Linked DNA regions of Mus musculus: region 2 is linked to region 1. Evidence: chromatin contacts called from ENCODE Hi-C data. All regions are on one chromosome and are shown on one strand. Each heading gives the region's core, a stretch centred on a gene start or an enhancer-like site at or near the end of the contact. The rest is flanking DNA. Distances are from core to core; before and after follow the strand shown. Region 1 holds the start of C030013C21Rik (RIKEN cDNA C030013C21 gene). Region 2 holds the start of Utp18 (UTP18 small subunit processome component).

Region 1 (7,407 bases), core at 2,421-4,920:
ATTAACACCAGAAGGAACAGCCTCTGGTGGAAATAGCACAGGGCCTGATTCCCTGAGAAACTCCCTTTGTGTACAACATTCTCAGGGCTCGCCAAGTGTCTTGTGTTACTTTGCAAAGGCCACCCGGGTGCAGCTGTACGGACTTAGCCGAATGATTTTAATTTTTCTACAGAACAAAACGTGTGTGTGTGTTCGCTTCCCATCCTGCTTGTACTTGGGGCGCTGGCAGAGGCCACACCTGTTGCTCCCCACTGACTTAAGCGCAGCAGCTGTAAGGTCTTGAGAGTGTCCGCTGTTTTGTTCTCTTGTTTCCATTGCTTGTGGCTTTCCAGCTGACACCAAAGCAGAAGCCCATCTCAACAGGAGGCAGGGAGCAGTAATTCAGGAAGGGAAACCCGTTCCCAAAGTGAGGCGTTCATATTAGCCCTAGCATGTGTCGGGAGCAACAGAACCAACCGTCCCCATCCTCCTCACTGCTTCTGAGAGTCACCCTTGGTCACAGGTGATTACACTCCTCACAGTCAAGCCTCTGGATATGCTGCTCATTGGGGATTTAACCCTCAAGCGTCCTGCCTTGAGGAATGGGACAGGGTGTCCTTGAGAACTTTCAGACTAACCGCACAGTGGGTAAGGAATGGTGCTTTGCAGTAGATGATACAGTAGACGTGAGGAATGAACACAAGTGTGACTGGAGAGACTGCGCAGTTGATAAAGCAAGAAGGCATACATTCTGTCCCCAGAACCCATGGGTGGTGGTGTTGTTGTTGTTGTTGGGTTTTTTTTAGTTTTTTTTGAGACAGGGTTTCTCTGTATAGCCCTGGCTGTCCTGGAACTCACTTTGTAGACCAGGCTGGCCTCGAACTCAGAAATCCGCCTGCCTCTGCCTCCCAAGTGCTGGGATTAAAGGCATGTGCCACCATGCCCAGCTGAACCCATGTTTTTAAAAAGTACTGTGACTGTAACCCCAGAGCTGGGGAACCAGCAACAGGCTCGCTCTGGGACCCTTGGGGGATTGCTGGTCAGCATGCTCAGCAGGCTGCAGGCCAGGAAGAGACCACATTTTTTAAAAACAAGGTGAAAGGCTCTGAGGAATGACACTCGAGGCTGACCTCTGACTCATAGTTAAACTCATCCCCGTGCATGCACACATACATACACAAGTAAAGAAATGCATACATAAATAACAAAAGAGTGATTCCGTCATTCTGATGGGAATATTGAGGCACAAGCTGTCCCTGTTCAGTAGGCAAGCAATACTGTACTCTAGACATGTCGTCTCAGGTGCCTTTCCCCGTGTCAGCACCCTGCCTGGTGTGCTCCGGCTGTTTCCCGTGTTGATGCTTGTCAGGTGTTTGAATGACCTGTCCCACATTCATGAATGCTTTTCGACACTTCTCAGGATATGCGCACATGGTTATTTGTGTGTACTTTACAAATGAGGCTGACAATGACAATGCCTTGAGCCAGGATAGAGAAGGGATTGACGTCTTTAAATGCTGGACTGACACCATTTATTTAAAAAACAACAACAACAAACAAAAACCACCTTAGAGAATCATTTCTCAACAACGCTCTTATTTCCACTCCCTTGGGTCCTGCGGAGCAAGTTCAATGTGTAACGCAGAATCTTCCAGATGAAGTGGCTTAAACTCAGGGTGAAGCTGGGGTGCAGCCTGGGAACCCAGCTCCCTGGCAGGAGTGTCAGGAATACAAAGTCATCTATTGTGGGAGATATAGTAAATTTGAGACCAGCCTGGACTACTTGCGACCCTATCTCAAACACATACACACACACACTCACATGCACACACTCACTCACTCACATGTACCCGCAACACAAACTCACACCAGAATGGCCTGGAAGGAGCTGACAGCCTGTGGACTGTGAAGCCCTAGAACAGGAATTGGGAACCATCAAGTCCTTTGCTTCCTCCCTCCTGCCTGTCTCTCCTTCTCCACTTTCCATCTCTGTGTATAGTGTGCTTCCGCATAGGGAATACCTAGGCACACTTGCAGCCAGTTTAACAGCCTAAAAACAAAACCAAACAAAAAACAGGGGGAACTTTTCTACCTCAAAATCTATGAACCCCAGGCAAAGGCTCTGATTGGCCCAGGGTATATTAAATGCCTTCCACCAAGCTTATATAAGTGAGGCTGCAGGCTAGATCCTTGAACCTGAGGAGCAAGTCCTAAGATAGGAAGCTTCCCCGGAACGAGAAGGGGTGGATCTGGTCACCTAAGAGACTGGATGGAGATAGAACAGTACAAGGAAGAGCAAGTGGAACCCCGGGGCGGACAGTCGAGCACCCGAGGGCTCTTCTGCAGCCCTTGGTTGGATGGAGACTGTGTTCACGTGCCCGTTTTAAAGCAGAAACTTGTATCTTACCCCACTTACTGTAATGGTGGGGGCTGGGAAACGACTTCAGCATGGTGCTGTGTATGAAGCCAGTGTTTCCACTGGCTTGTGTCTGGCATGGTGGAGGTTGGGTAGAGAAGGAGGTGCACCAGAGAATGTAGACACAGGTGTGAACTGCCTCGCTGCCCTAAGAGGGGCTCTGTGAGAGGCAGCTGAGAACAGCGCCACAAGGTTAATGGGAAAGTCGTCTTGATGGGCAAACTCCTTGTCAAGAATGCCTTGGGAACAGGGGTTCAGGCTTCTCAACCCACAGAAAAGAAAGTTTCAAGAGGCTGGCGACAAAGGCTCAGCTAGCCAGCCCCGCTCTTCTCTGTTTACCTGTGTGTGTATCCTTAGCCCAAATGTGCCTTCGAGCCCAGCATTTTCATACATCTCTTCTCTGAAGCCCTTTTTCTGACAGGGAATTGACAAAGGACTCAGTTTGAATATATTGAGATCAATTGAAAAAGAGGCAATTTGAAGAACAGAAAATTGGAGACTGGAAATGTAGCTCAGTTTACCGAGCATTGGCCTAGCGTGCACAAGACTGTGCGTTCCGTCCCCAGTGAAGAACATTTGATGTCAAAAAAAAAAAAAAAAAAAAAAAAAAAAAAAAGGCATAGATGGGGGAGGGAGGAATTCTTGGGGAGTCCAAGACATCATCAGTCAGCTATCTGCCGAGCCTCACTATGTGCTAGCTAAAAGGGTTTAGATTTATAAAGAAAATAGATGCCTAAAAGTAATGTTCCATACAGCCCTCGGAGTAATGCGGTTAAGGGACAAGTGAGGCTGACATGGGAGCAAGAAAAAGCTCCCAAATTAACACCTAGAAGCAGGTCTAAACGCCACCTAGATTGGAAACAGTCTATGCAGAAGCCTAAAGGCAAAAAGCTGTATGCTGTAGCTGAAGACCCTCCAGAGAAAGGCAGGCAGGAGGTGTGTGTGTGCCAAGAAGCAAAGCCATGCAAGAGAGCAGAGGAGATGGGATCTGGACCAGTTCTCCTGGATAGCGTACGCACATCAGCCTGGTACCTGTCTCATCTGATGCTGGCTCTGAAGGGGGCTCCAGGCAGGCTAGTGAGCTGCCTCATTCTCTCTGCATTCTTTTGTGACATCAGAGTTTGCAGGACAGAAGTTCTGTGGCGCTCCCTCATCTTAGAAACCCTGTGGGAGGGCCCCTGCGTCACACCTGGCGTTTATGGGTCAGAAACATTTGGAATCTCCCTTTCTAGCGGAATTCTGCACATGTCCCCCACCAGAGCAGGTGATCGGACACACAGATCTGATGTCATCCCCAGGAGAAAAGCTTGTGAGCTCACCTAAAGAAAGGGGGATCTTAGAACTCACATGCCGAGAGCTGTCAGATAATACCGGCTAGAGATCAAGCCGCGGCAGCTGCCTTCCACAGCTGCCGCCTTGCAGCTGCCTCTCAAGCAGTTAGTGGGGCTAAAAATAACCAAGAGCTAACTCGCAGCAAGCTACCAAGCCTTAGAAAGAAGTGTGGGGAAGGAGATTGCGGGTGGCAGTCTGGGCCCTCAGAGTGGATGTCAGAGGAATACCCACCCGGTGGCCCAGGCGGCATCAAAGGCCTTCAGAGTCCATGTGTCTGTGTAGATCAAACCTCCTGCTGCCACTTCACAACTGGTAGCCCAGGCTGTTGCCTACTGACTGCTTCCGGTTTCTAATCTCAGCTGTAACCCAAGTTGTGTTGATGCCTCGGGAAACAGAAGTAACGAAGTAGGAATGAACAGTTTCCTGTTTGTACCCTAAACTTGAACCGGTGGCCTGAGCAGCAAGTGTGCAGGGGCCCGGATACTCAACAGAGGTGTGTGTGTGACTCTCTTTTTAATTGTGAAACTAAACTGGGACTTTCTCACCAGCAAAGCAAAAAAAAAAAAAAAAAAAAAAAAAAAAAAAAAAAAACCCTGAGGTGACATCAAAAGGAAACACGGTCCATCAAAATCAGAAACGGGGGTGGTTATAGCGTGGGAAACTACACAGATAAATATGCTCATTTAGCATCGGAGAGAATAGATGTGCTTTCCTGAGCATATGAAGCCATTGATGCTTTTTTGTAAGAAAAACGAATTGACCCCTGGTTGTCGCAGCTCTGTGGTCATCAGCACAGCGATCACAGGGTGTGCTCGTGAGGCTGTTGTGGCTCTCCAGCCATGGTGCTGAGCGTACTCTGTCCTGGATCGTTCAGTTTGGATCTCCCCTAGATTCCCATTCATGGCCCAGGACAGAGGCAAGCAGAGGTTAGGAAATTTGCCCTGTTGATCCCGACTTGTCCAGGGCCAGAAAAGACTGCCCCCCCAGCCATTTTTCCCTCCCACAGGATGGCCCTGAAGGTCTAGTTGGTCATGAGACTGACAGGAGTGACTCCTGACAGACCTGTGGGTTTCCTGTGGACTCTTGCTGTGGCTCTCGTGTACTCCCATTAGAGGTGCTGATCTGTGCTGCCTCCCTTTCTCCTATGAGTGAATTGAGTGGGCGGGCAGATGGGTGGGTGGGTGAGTGAGTGAGTTGGGTTGGTAAGTGGGTGAGGGTGGGTAGGTGAGTTGGGTGCGTGGGTGGGTGCGTGGGTGAGTGAGTGAACTTGGGTGAGTGGATGGTTTGGCTGAATGAGTGAGTTGGGTTGGTAAGTGGGTGAGTCGGGTGGGTGGGTGAGTTGGGTGGGTAGGAGAGTGGGTGAGTCGATGAACGAGTGGGTGGGAATCTTGGGTGTGCCATACAAGTGTCACTCTGCCACTAACCACCTATGTGGTTTGAGGGCATTTTGTTGGCTTGGTTGGGTGGGTGAGTTTTTTCTCCTTTCCTGGTTTATTTTGGCAGGGTCTCCTCTGTAACATAGGCTAACCTTGAACTCCTCATCCTACCTGCCTCCATTTCCCTAGTACTGGGACCGCAGGCTTGCACCACTCCAGCCAGCTCAAGGCATAGTATCTCTGAAATAAAGCCGTTCGATTATAACCAAGGTCCCTCCTGTGCTAAGTACCTGTTTTTCCTTTCCTTCCTCCCTGGCTCTTCCTGGTCTTTCATTATGTACAGTGGGCACACAGTGCTGCTAAGTGGCTGAGGGCGCATCTCAGATAGTAAGGAGACCAGCAATCACTGGGATGTGGGCATGGAACACACAGCAATCTGGCTCTTCCACAAGGAAACCAGAAATATATTTTGGCTCTGGCACCTCCCTAGCCCTGTTCTCAACTGCCTTGTCCATCCTCACACTGCTTTTAAGTTTCATAAACTCCGCCCGCACCGAGCCATGCTGACCTTCTCCCTACTCCTCCCACCATGTCCTCCCTCTGCCCTGCATCTCCCTCAACACTCTGCTGTCTGTTTAGGAGGCAGCAGATCTCATCTGTCAAGAGTGCTGACCACGTGTACCGTAATAATGCTCATTAAGTCAGCATCCAGCATCTAAGAAGGTCTGGTTCAGTGCCCAGCACCCACATGGTGGCTCACAAACATCGGTAACTCCAGGTCCAGGGGATCTGATGCCCTCTTCTGGCCTCCACAGGTACCAGGTGTTGCTGTGGTATGCACACCTACATGCAGACAAACACTCATACACACAAACTAAAAAATAATAACAATAAAGTAAAAAGCACAAACTGATTTTCTCTCTTAATAGCTCATTTCTTTGCATCTCTGTACTATGGAGGGGATTTTTGGTTACTCATTTCCAAAGAGACATCAGTATCAAATTGTTGCATAAGTAGTTGTTAAACAATATGTCATATTTATTCATTTATTTGGTGTGTTGTGTACATGTAATTTTATCTGGGAGAAGTGGGGAAGAAGGCCTTCAGAACACTGCAGTAGTTTAGAGCAAAGTTCTTTCATTGCTCAAAAACCTCTAACTCAAACATGGTGGTTTCTACTCAACATTGGAGCCAAAATTAGATTGTAGCAGTAGGGCAGGCATAGGGACAGTGGATGCGGTGATAATCCATGTAGAGTTTGTAGTGTTGTTGTTTTTAGTGAGCTATTATGTAATCACAGAACATAAAGTATTTGAATCCTCAGGGGAGTATGAATTTTATCATACTGGGGTATTTTAAGCATGTGAGAGGAACCTAGATGGATATAACCTAGATTGACTAGGAAGGATTATATAGACCCAGAAGTAACTATAGGCAAGTCAGCGTGGCCCATGCCTGGGTAAAGTTATGAACTTCACTGATATTTGTATTGAACTGTTTCCTAATCCAATGCCATGGGAGGGATTTGTATGAGAAATTGAAATTCTCTTAAAGACAAGACCTCTCAGTATAGCACAGGCTGGCCTTGAAGTTTTCAGCCTTGTTAGTGGAATGACGGATGTGCACGATCACACCTGGCTCAGAGCGCTCTTCACTTCCTCTGGCTTCTCTCCATTTTTCACAATCATGTTGGCCTTTGTGGGCCTTTGTCCCACACAGGTCAGCACTGGAAGAATAGCACTCCCCTATCCTGGCATGTGGTTAGACTGCAGGATCAGTGTCATGGCTGGGCCTCATCCCTATTTTAGGTGTGTTTCTAAGGAGTAGGCTGGTTGTCATGGTTTGCAAAGGCTTTCCTCACCATCAGGATGCAAGAATATTGCAGTAGGCAGCAAGGGAGGCACAGGCCATCTGTCCCCAGGGGATGGACGTGTCTAGAGGAAATAAATAGCCTTCTAGCCACGATGCGTTGCATGTGTCCTTGCCCAAAGTTGAACTCACAGTTTTGTTCTAGGATCCTAAGCTTCTAAGCTGAGATTCAGTCCTTAAGGAAGCCCACTGAGAGGAGCTGTGGTGGCTCTCAGTCCTTCCAGGTCACTTTCATCTCCTCCTGCTGTCATTCCAAGCCATCCTCACATCCCCACCCCAGCGGCCAGGAAGATGAGCTCTGTCCTTCCTGTGGGGATGGAAAGACTAAGCTCTGGAATCCAGGACCCACAGAGGTTGACATGTGTCATTTGTAGTTCTCCTCCACAGCTGAGGGAAGGCTTGGCGAGAAGGATGCGCAACCCTGGGCAGCCATGA
Region 2 (7,407 bases), core at 1,871-4,370, about 13 Mb before region 1:
ACACCCAAATATCTTGGAAGACAGATAATGAGATCCATGTATAGCTAACCATAAAAAACAGAGTAATGACCTCTTTAAAAATAAAACCAGTTGTTCCTGTCTAGTATGTTTAGCATGCAAATGCTTTTAAAGTCAAATTTTATCATGACAGTTCATGCTTAAAGTTAGCAGGAAAAAACTTTGGAAGGCGATACTGACTGAAACTTTGGTGCGTAAATAGCTCTAAGTTTTTACAGCTAGGATTCAAATCCATGCTAAAACACTAGTGAATAGCCCTGAAAGAAAATGGCTAGAAACCCTGGCTCACCAGAGACATTAAGAACAGTCACTTATTTGCGACAGCATCTGCTCTAATCTGCAAGGCATTTGCAATACTTCAATATGGGCTTCCATATAAATAGAAGCTATTTGTTATTCAGAGGAGACAGTGCAAAAAGCCAGCTATTTTCTTTCTAAACACTCCTTGGTGTGAGGTAAACAGTCTGAAACACACAAGAGCAAACCACCAGCCTCTACCACAGACTGGGGAACAGGAAGACGCTTGCTTTTCTTTACCAGTATCAGGAGCAACTCCTGGGAGTTAAGCACAGCAGTGGGTGCCAATATATATTTGCAAGTTAACTACTAAGTGCTAAGTTCTGGTGCATATTAATGTAAGGGGTAAAAGATTAAAAAGTCGGGCTGTTGAGATGGCTCAGTGGATAAGAGCACCCGACTGCTCTTCCAAAGGTCTGGAGTTCAAATCCCAGCAACCACATGGTGGCTCACAACCATCCGTAAAGAGATCTGACGCCCTCTTCTGGTGTGTCTAAAGACAGCTACAGTGTACTTACATATAATAAATAAATTAAAAAAAAAGATTAAAAAGTCAAAAGTAAACAATAAATTGTAACAAACATTTCAAGTCTAAGAATTCTTACACTTACACACATGAGGGGTGGGGTGGGGGTAGGGGAAGACAGGCAGGTTCGAGCAAGTTCTTAGTAGGTTAAAGGTGTCTGCTCCCAATCTTGATGACCTGGGTTTGATTCCTGGTTCGCACATGGCATAAGTTAAGATGACTACCTCCACCTGTTCTCTGATCCCCCACCCCCACCCCCGCCCCCACCCCCCAACAGCATCCTATCCTATAAATAAATAAACGTTACAAGAAGCATTTGTGAGAAAGGGCCTTCCTTTTGGAGGGGGCATGGGTTTGCAAAGACCATGAGTCAAAATGATGAGAAGGAATAGTTTTGATCATGTATCTTCCAAGTATTGTATTTATTAGTTTCAGTACTATTCCTCCCCCAGGCCCAATTTTACGCGTTCTTAGAAAAAGTGATTTAGCAAAAGGCAAATAATGTACATTGACAGTACCAAGGATATGGTGTTAAAAATGTCCTCATCGCAAAGAGGACTACTTGTGAAACAGTCATGAAACCCCCACATAGCAGTTCCCTGGCTTCCCAGGGAATAGTTTCAACCATCTTTAGTCATGGAAGCAGCACACTTGATACCGACCCAGCAAAGTTTTCAGTTGGCCCTTACCATCTCTTTACTCTCCCCATCCCCCTCCCTCCACTTCCCTGATGTTCTTTCCTGGCATACAAAATATAGGCCAATGAGCAGTGGGTGGGTGAGGAGGATGTGAGAACAAATTTGAGAAGTAAAAAAGGGAGCAACTTAACCAGGACACGACATGAATGAGACTGAAGGGTCTAATAAGGGCAGGCAAGTGAATATCAGAGACTGAAAGAAACCGAAGGTGCTTTCCTAGGCTGCAGTGCGTGGTATATGGATGTAGGGTTAAGTAGAGGTCAGACTACCTACCACTCGTCAGAAGCTGGGCTGCTTTGGGTGACTTCTAGTGTCTCTTCCGACTCTGAAATGTCAGGATTTCTTTTTCACAAAGGAGAACGTACGGATGGTGGAAGCCCACTGACTTGGAACCCTCAAGTAGCAGCCTTGGCGGCTGACTCCCCGATACCACTCCTACGTCTCCCTCCCACACGTGCCCACCCCGCCCCCTTTCAGTATCAGCACCTCCACGTGCAAAATGCCTCTCGGCGCTGGCTCTACAATGGTGGGCTCCGTCTCCAGCCAAGCCCCGAAACTCTGTATGCTCCTGCCCCCACACCCCCGAGAAACCACTCTCCCACCCTTGGCAGCTAAAAAAGGCAAAGTCTCCTATCTAATCTTTCCCTTCAAGCAGAACGGGGTTGGGAGGGAGCAGAGGAAAAACTTTCTTATGTTTTTTTTTCTCCCTAAGAGAACCCTAAGTCAGGGGTTGAGGGGGGGAGGGGAACCCCTGAACGTTTAACGGCCAGTAGGGGGAGGGGAGCTCCGGAGACGGAGGGGGCGTGGGATGAAGAAGCAGGCCCGCGAGTGGGGTCCCCGAGCTGCGGCGTTCCGGGGGCCGGGCAGCCGCAGGCGTGCCCCCCCCCCTCAAACCTGGCACACAAAGCGGCCGCTGCGCTCGGCTCTCACCAGATCCTTTGTGTTTTCCATCAGGGCCTCATGGGTAGGGGCCGTCCGTGCTCCCCGAGCCCGCGGCGCCCCCTCCCCCCCCGCGAGCAGGGGGCCGGTGCCTCTCCCCGGGACTGCGGCGACTACAGGGGGGACCCCCGGCTGGGCCAGGGCCAGCGACAGCAGTGGCAGCCCCCGGATTTCCCCCCTTTTAACTCGGGTGGCCCCAGGATATCAACAACATTAGCATAGCCCTCCCTCCCCAGCGCGCCTGCGCCGTGACCCGCGCCCCGATTGGCCCACTTCCCCCACGTACCCTCCTCTCTCCCCTCCAGCGTGGGACCCTCGGCAGGCGCCGTACTCTAAGGACCGTACCAAGACCACAAGTCGATGAGGTAATTGAGGGCGCGCGGCACGACGCGGGGCTCAGAATCAGCAGGGCGAGAAGTTTCTTTCAGCCACTTCCATTTGGACTCCGGCCTCCCCGAGTCCCTTCCAATATGTTGCCTCCGAGAAGTTGTGTTGGGAAAAATTTCCACTCCAGTCACGCCGCTTCCCCCTCCACCCGGAAGATCGGCCTTCCCTGAGGAACTCCCACATGGGGCGGGGCCGCCGGACGGAGTGGGAGTGACGTAGCGCGCGAGCGCCGGTCACGTGGCTTGCGGCGGCGCAGACTCCTTCCGGCTCCCCGGGGCCGGGCCGAGGAGAAGAGCGAGCCGCCCCGGCACATGCGCAGTGGTACTCCACGTGAACGTCGGCGTTTTCCCCTCAGCCCTGAGGATGCCGCCCGAACGCAAGAGCCGGACGAGACGAGACCGGAGAGCCGGCGCAACGCCGGGGAGGAAAGCCAGACCCGGGAGCGGCAGCACGCCCGCAAAGGCCGCCCGTTCATCCCAACGGACACAGCCGGCCGAGCCGAGGGCGGCCCCTAGCGCGGGATCCGCGGCGGCGGCGGCAGAGGAGGAGGAGAGCCGGCTCCGGCAGCGGAACCGCCTGACGCTAGAGGACGATAAGCCGGCCGCCGAGCGTTGCCTGGAGCAGCTCGTCTTCGGCGATGTCGAGGACGACGAGGACGCGCTGCTGCAGCGGCTGCGGAGCTCGCGGGTGAGGAAGGCCTGCCTGCCTGCCCGCCTGCCTGCCTGCCGAGCGGGCACACGCTCTGGCGGGGCGCGCGGCGGGAGGCGAGGCCCCGGGGGCGGAGCCTGGAGGTGGGGGGGACCTGTGGCGGCGAGTGCTCAGGTGGGAGGGACCGGCGACCGCGGGCGCCGAGGGGCGCCGTCCGGCTCTTTCGCCTCGGGTTCTGGGCTGCTGGCTGGCGAGGGCGGGGACGCTGCCTTTCTCCGCCCCAAAGGGGCTGCGGCGCTTCGCATCCAGCAGGCGCTCAACTGTCGGCTTGGTTTGCCAAAGGATGTCTGCAAAGTAGAGTCGCTCATCTTCGGGCTCTTACACCCTCTGCTGGAACCACAGGGGTGACCGTTTGATCACCTGTCGCGACTCCGCGTAGTGGATGGAACCAATACGTGGGCAGAAGGCGTAAAGCTGCATTTTAATAACATCGCGGGGTGATACCCACGCCCAGCTTTTGAGAACGATCAGTGTGTATTCATCTCTAACCTTTCTTTGGTTGCTAGCTCTTGTAACAATTGCAAATCCTTCCTGATTGATGCTCTTTGCGCTATTATTTTTGTTCTATACCTGGTCCCTGGACTAAGGGTAGAGACACAGCAGTGGAGGAATCCCACAAGAACCCCTCTTGGAACTTGTGTTAGTAGTGGTAAAAAAGCAAGATAAAAGAGACAAGACTAGTAAAGTTAAAGTATGTTGGTGGAGAGGAAAATGAAAACATTTGAGAAAGGGATTTAAATATATGTGAAGACGTCTTTTAGATAGGGTAAGCTGACTGACTCAATGGGAATATCAGCATTTGCTTAGTTCACCCTTTGTGTGGGTGCTTTGATGGAGAGCTGCAGCAGCCTTCTTTGGGAGGTGGAGACCAGTTATGTTAAGAGCTGTGGGACAGTTCTGTATCCAAAGGACTCACTTGATGGGCTTTGAAAGATCTTAAATCAGCAGTGCTGGTGGATACTGCAGTTGGCTCCTTGGACACTGCCCTGTAGGTTGGGAGAAAGCTCAGATCATTTGAAGGGTTTTTTTTTTTTTTTTTTTTTTTTTTGAGTGCTAGGTTTAGGTTTCGAGTGTGTGGGTGTGGTATAAAGTTTGAAGAAGGTGGAGATGGAGCACATAGAACAAGAGATACTCCTCATGAGGCTATGAGACACAGCCTATGTTGTGTGGGATTCTAGTAGGCCCCGGGCTCTGTAACTGTTGGGCTTTGATGCTTGCTCTTTACCTGCCGGCGGCTTACCTTTTACCCTTGTCTACTGCGGTCTTTAGCTTTCCGTGCACTTCCCCCCCCCCCCCCCCTTCTATCCTGCCTCACCTGTCCTCATGGTGGTTCTGATCTCCTTTCCTGCGTGCTCCTTCAGCATGTGCTGTGGTTGTGTTCCATCACATTATTTCATCAGCACACCAGGAAAGCAAAAGCATTCTATAGGCTATTGTAGTATAAGGAGTGTGTGTGCGTGCATGTGCTTGCGTGTGCGCTAGCAACTTGTTGGAGAATCACAGTGGTTTGACGATGGTGTGTCTCTGTAGGGTCAGCTACATGGAAGCTCAGATGAATCGGAAGTGGAAAATGAAGCAAAAGACATTTTTTCTCAGAAGAAGAAGCAGCCAGTTTGGGTGGATGAAGATGATGAAGATGAGGAAATGTAAGTTAGTCATTTTGTTCAGAATCCCTCTGGATACTTTAAAAGTTAACTTGTAGATTTTTACAAATCACTGCCTGGGAAAGTATGACTATATGAATAACCAAAACATTTGGTGCACAGGAAAAAGGTTCATAATTCGTATCTGAGAGAAAGGTACTCACTGTTTCATTGCACAGCTCATTCCCTGCCTGTCTCGTGTGCAGGATGGACTGCTTAGATAATCATTTCAGTTACATCTTAGCTTCCTTCCTCACTGGATGGTTCCTGACTACCAAGGGCAAGTTTGGAATCTACCTCTTTGTAAAATGAGTGTCAGAACAGTGGCTGTCACAGAAGTCCGTTGGACTAAATGATGCATAGAGCATTTCTAGCCTGGTGCCTGGACTGAGTAAAGGCTTCAGGTAAAGCTAGCACGCTGTATTTGCTTTCTCTATGCAAAGTTATATTGGAAGCAAGGGGAGTTGTTCCTTGTATGAACCAAGTACAAATTTACTGATCAAATGAATTTTCTATTTTTCTGCTTTAAGACTACGGAAAAACATTTTTATGAATAAGCTTTTTTGTTTTTCAAATTTCTTAAATGTGTAGTATTTGATCAGAGACTAAGAACTTAGTTTCTCAGGAGAAGTGTGAATTTCAGTCTTATGATCAGTGAGGGTTCTTTTGGGGGTGTGGTGGGGGGTGCTTGTAGACTTTCTTAATTTGACAATAGGAAAGCAACCCTTCTTAAATTGTGTTGAGGAAAATTGATGGTGTGATATATATGTTCTTTATTATCTTTGTTTACTAAAGAGCTTAGTGTCTCAGCTTTCTTACATACTGAGTTTCGATAGGCATTTGAAACTTTGATTTGCTATAGCTGAACCCAGGCTGTTCGTGCTAAGGATGAAGTTGCTGTTGAGCTTTACAGCTTGTTCACTGCCTGTTAACTGCATGTTTTCTTTACCTTTTTCTTTTTCAAGACAGGGTTTCTCTGTGTAGCCCTGGCTGTCCTGGAACTCACTCTGTAGAGCAGGCTGGCCTCACACTCAGAGACCGGCGTGCTTTTGTCTCCTAGGTGCTGGGGTTAAAGGCATGGGCCACCATGCTTTTTTCAGCCAGATTCTTTCACCTTTCTTGTGAACAGAGATTTTCGAGTTTTAGATAGTCAGATCTTGATTTATTGTTTTTATTCTTGTTATTTAACTGTAAAATGCCATTTATTAGAAAGACTGTCACTTGCCAATAAAATACAGGCAGTATTTGATAGTTTGCTTTTTGTGTATTTGACTTGCCCAGGATATTTTGGAGAGAGACTTGAATAGTGTCTAGGTAATTCAGGATGCATTTTCTCAGATATTTCCAGAATGTGTGAGAGAGTCCAGACGAATGGGAAAGGTATATATGAAACACTCCACATCTTACACTATTTAACTTTAGTGTTTTAGTAAATGTTTTTTCAGAATACTAAGGTAGCTCTTCACAATTTAGAATGTTTGTTCTTTACTTCACAGAGTTGACATGTCGAACAATCGGTTTCGGAAAGATATAATGAAAAATGCCAGTGAAAGTAAACTTTCAAAAGATAAACTTCAAAAGAGACTTAAAGAAGAGTAAGTATCCTCTCTCCTGTGGCTTATTTACCAAGAGGTACAGCAACAGCCCCCCCCCCTTTTTTTTTTTTTTGCTTTGCTTTGCTTTGTAATGGCTTTTGGAATAGTCATATATTCCATGAAATGTAGGCATTGTTTGCCTGGTGTCTTCATGTAAGTATTTTGGGCAGGAATTACAACAAATACAGGTATTTTGAAGGAAAAATAAAACCACAAAGCTTGAAATACTATCACATATAGTCAGTAATACTGTTGTGTGGCCATTCATTTGTATGTAGTAAGTTCACTCTACTAAAACCCTTTCCCCCAGAGACAGGATCTTACTGAGTAGCCCAGTCTAACATCAAACTTGTAGGTTCTCCTGCCGTAGCCTACTGAGTACTGGAGTTATTGGTAAGCAGCACTATGCTTGCATTTCACCAGGATATGAAAAATTTTAAAAAATGGAATTACTCATTATATATGGGCTCAACTTAAAAAATAAAACTTTTGCCCTGTTGGCTTTATTTATTTATTTGTGTTTCCATAGTCTGTGAGAGTAAGATGTGAGTAATGTGACACTTTGTACCTGAATTCCTCTGTGGGAATCAGAAACC

The links. Hi-C counts contacts between places; a loop is a spot of excess contacts on that map.
Region 2: a loop to region 1 is called in a map of T-helper 17 cell, with 5 times the contacts of the local background. The contact joins the promoter of Utp18 here to the promoter of C030013C21Rik in region 1. A Hi-C loop is called at or near these places in 2 of 37 maps with a recorded cell type or tissue (T-helper 17 cell and regulatory T cell).

Annotation. Positions count from the first base shown.
Region 1 is chr11:80,505,369-80,512,775 of GRCm38, reverse strand. C030013C21Rik (RIKEN cDNA C030013C21 gene) reads left to right here and starts at 3,670. Exons shown (of 3, transcript NR_126552.1): 1 at 3,670-4,220; 2 at 4,734-4,841; 3 at 5,231-5,366. The region is part of intron 21 of Myo1d (myosin ID); the gene reads left to right. Gm31109 (a long non-coding RNA gene) reads right to left here and starts at 3,499. Exons shown (of 2, transcript XR_003949722.1): 1 at 3,415-3,499; 2 at 1,495-1,719.
Region 2 is chr11:93,881,479-93,888,885 of GRCm38, reverse strand. It overlaps Utp18 (UTP18 small subunit processome component), which reads left to right and starts at 3,120. Exons shown (of 14, transcript NM_001013375.1): 1 at 3,120-3,552; 2 at 5,104-5,219; 3 at 6,713-6,811. The coding sequence starts at 3,229. It overlaps Mbtd1 (mbt domain containing 1), which reads right to left and starts at 2,715. Exons shown (of 16, transcript NM_134012.4): 1 at 2,470-2,715. RefSeq lists enhancers at 2,803-2,836, 2,849-2,891, 3,086-3,118 and a cis regulatory region at 3,098-3,105.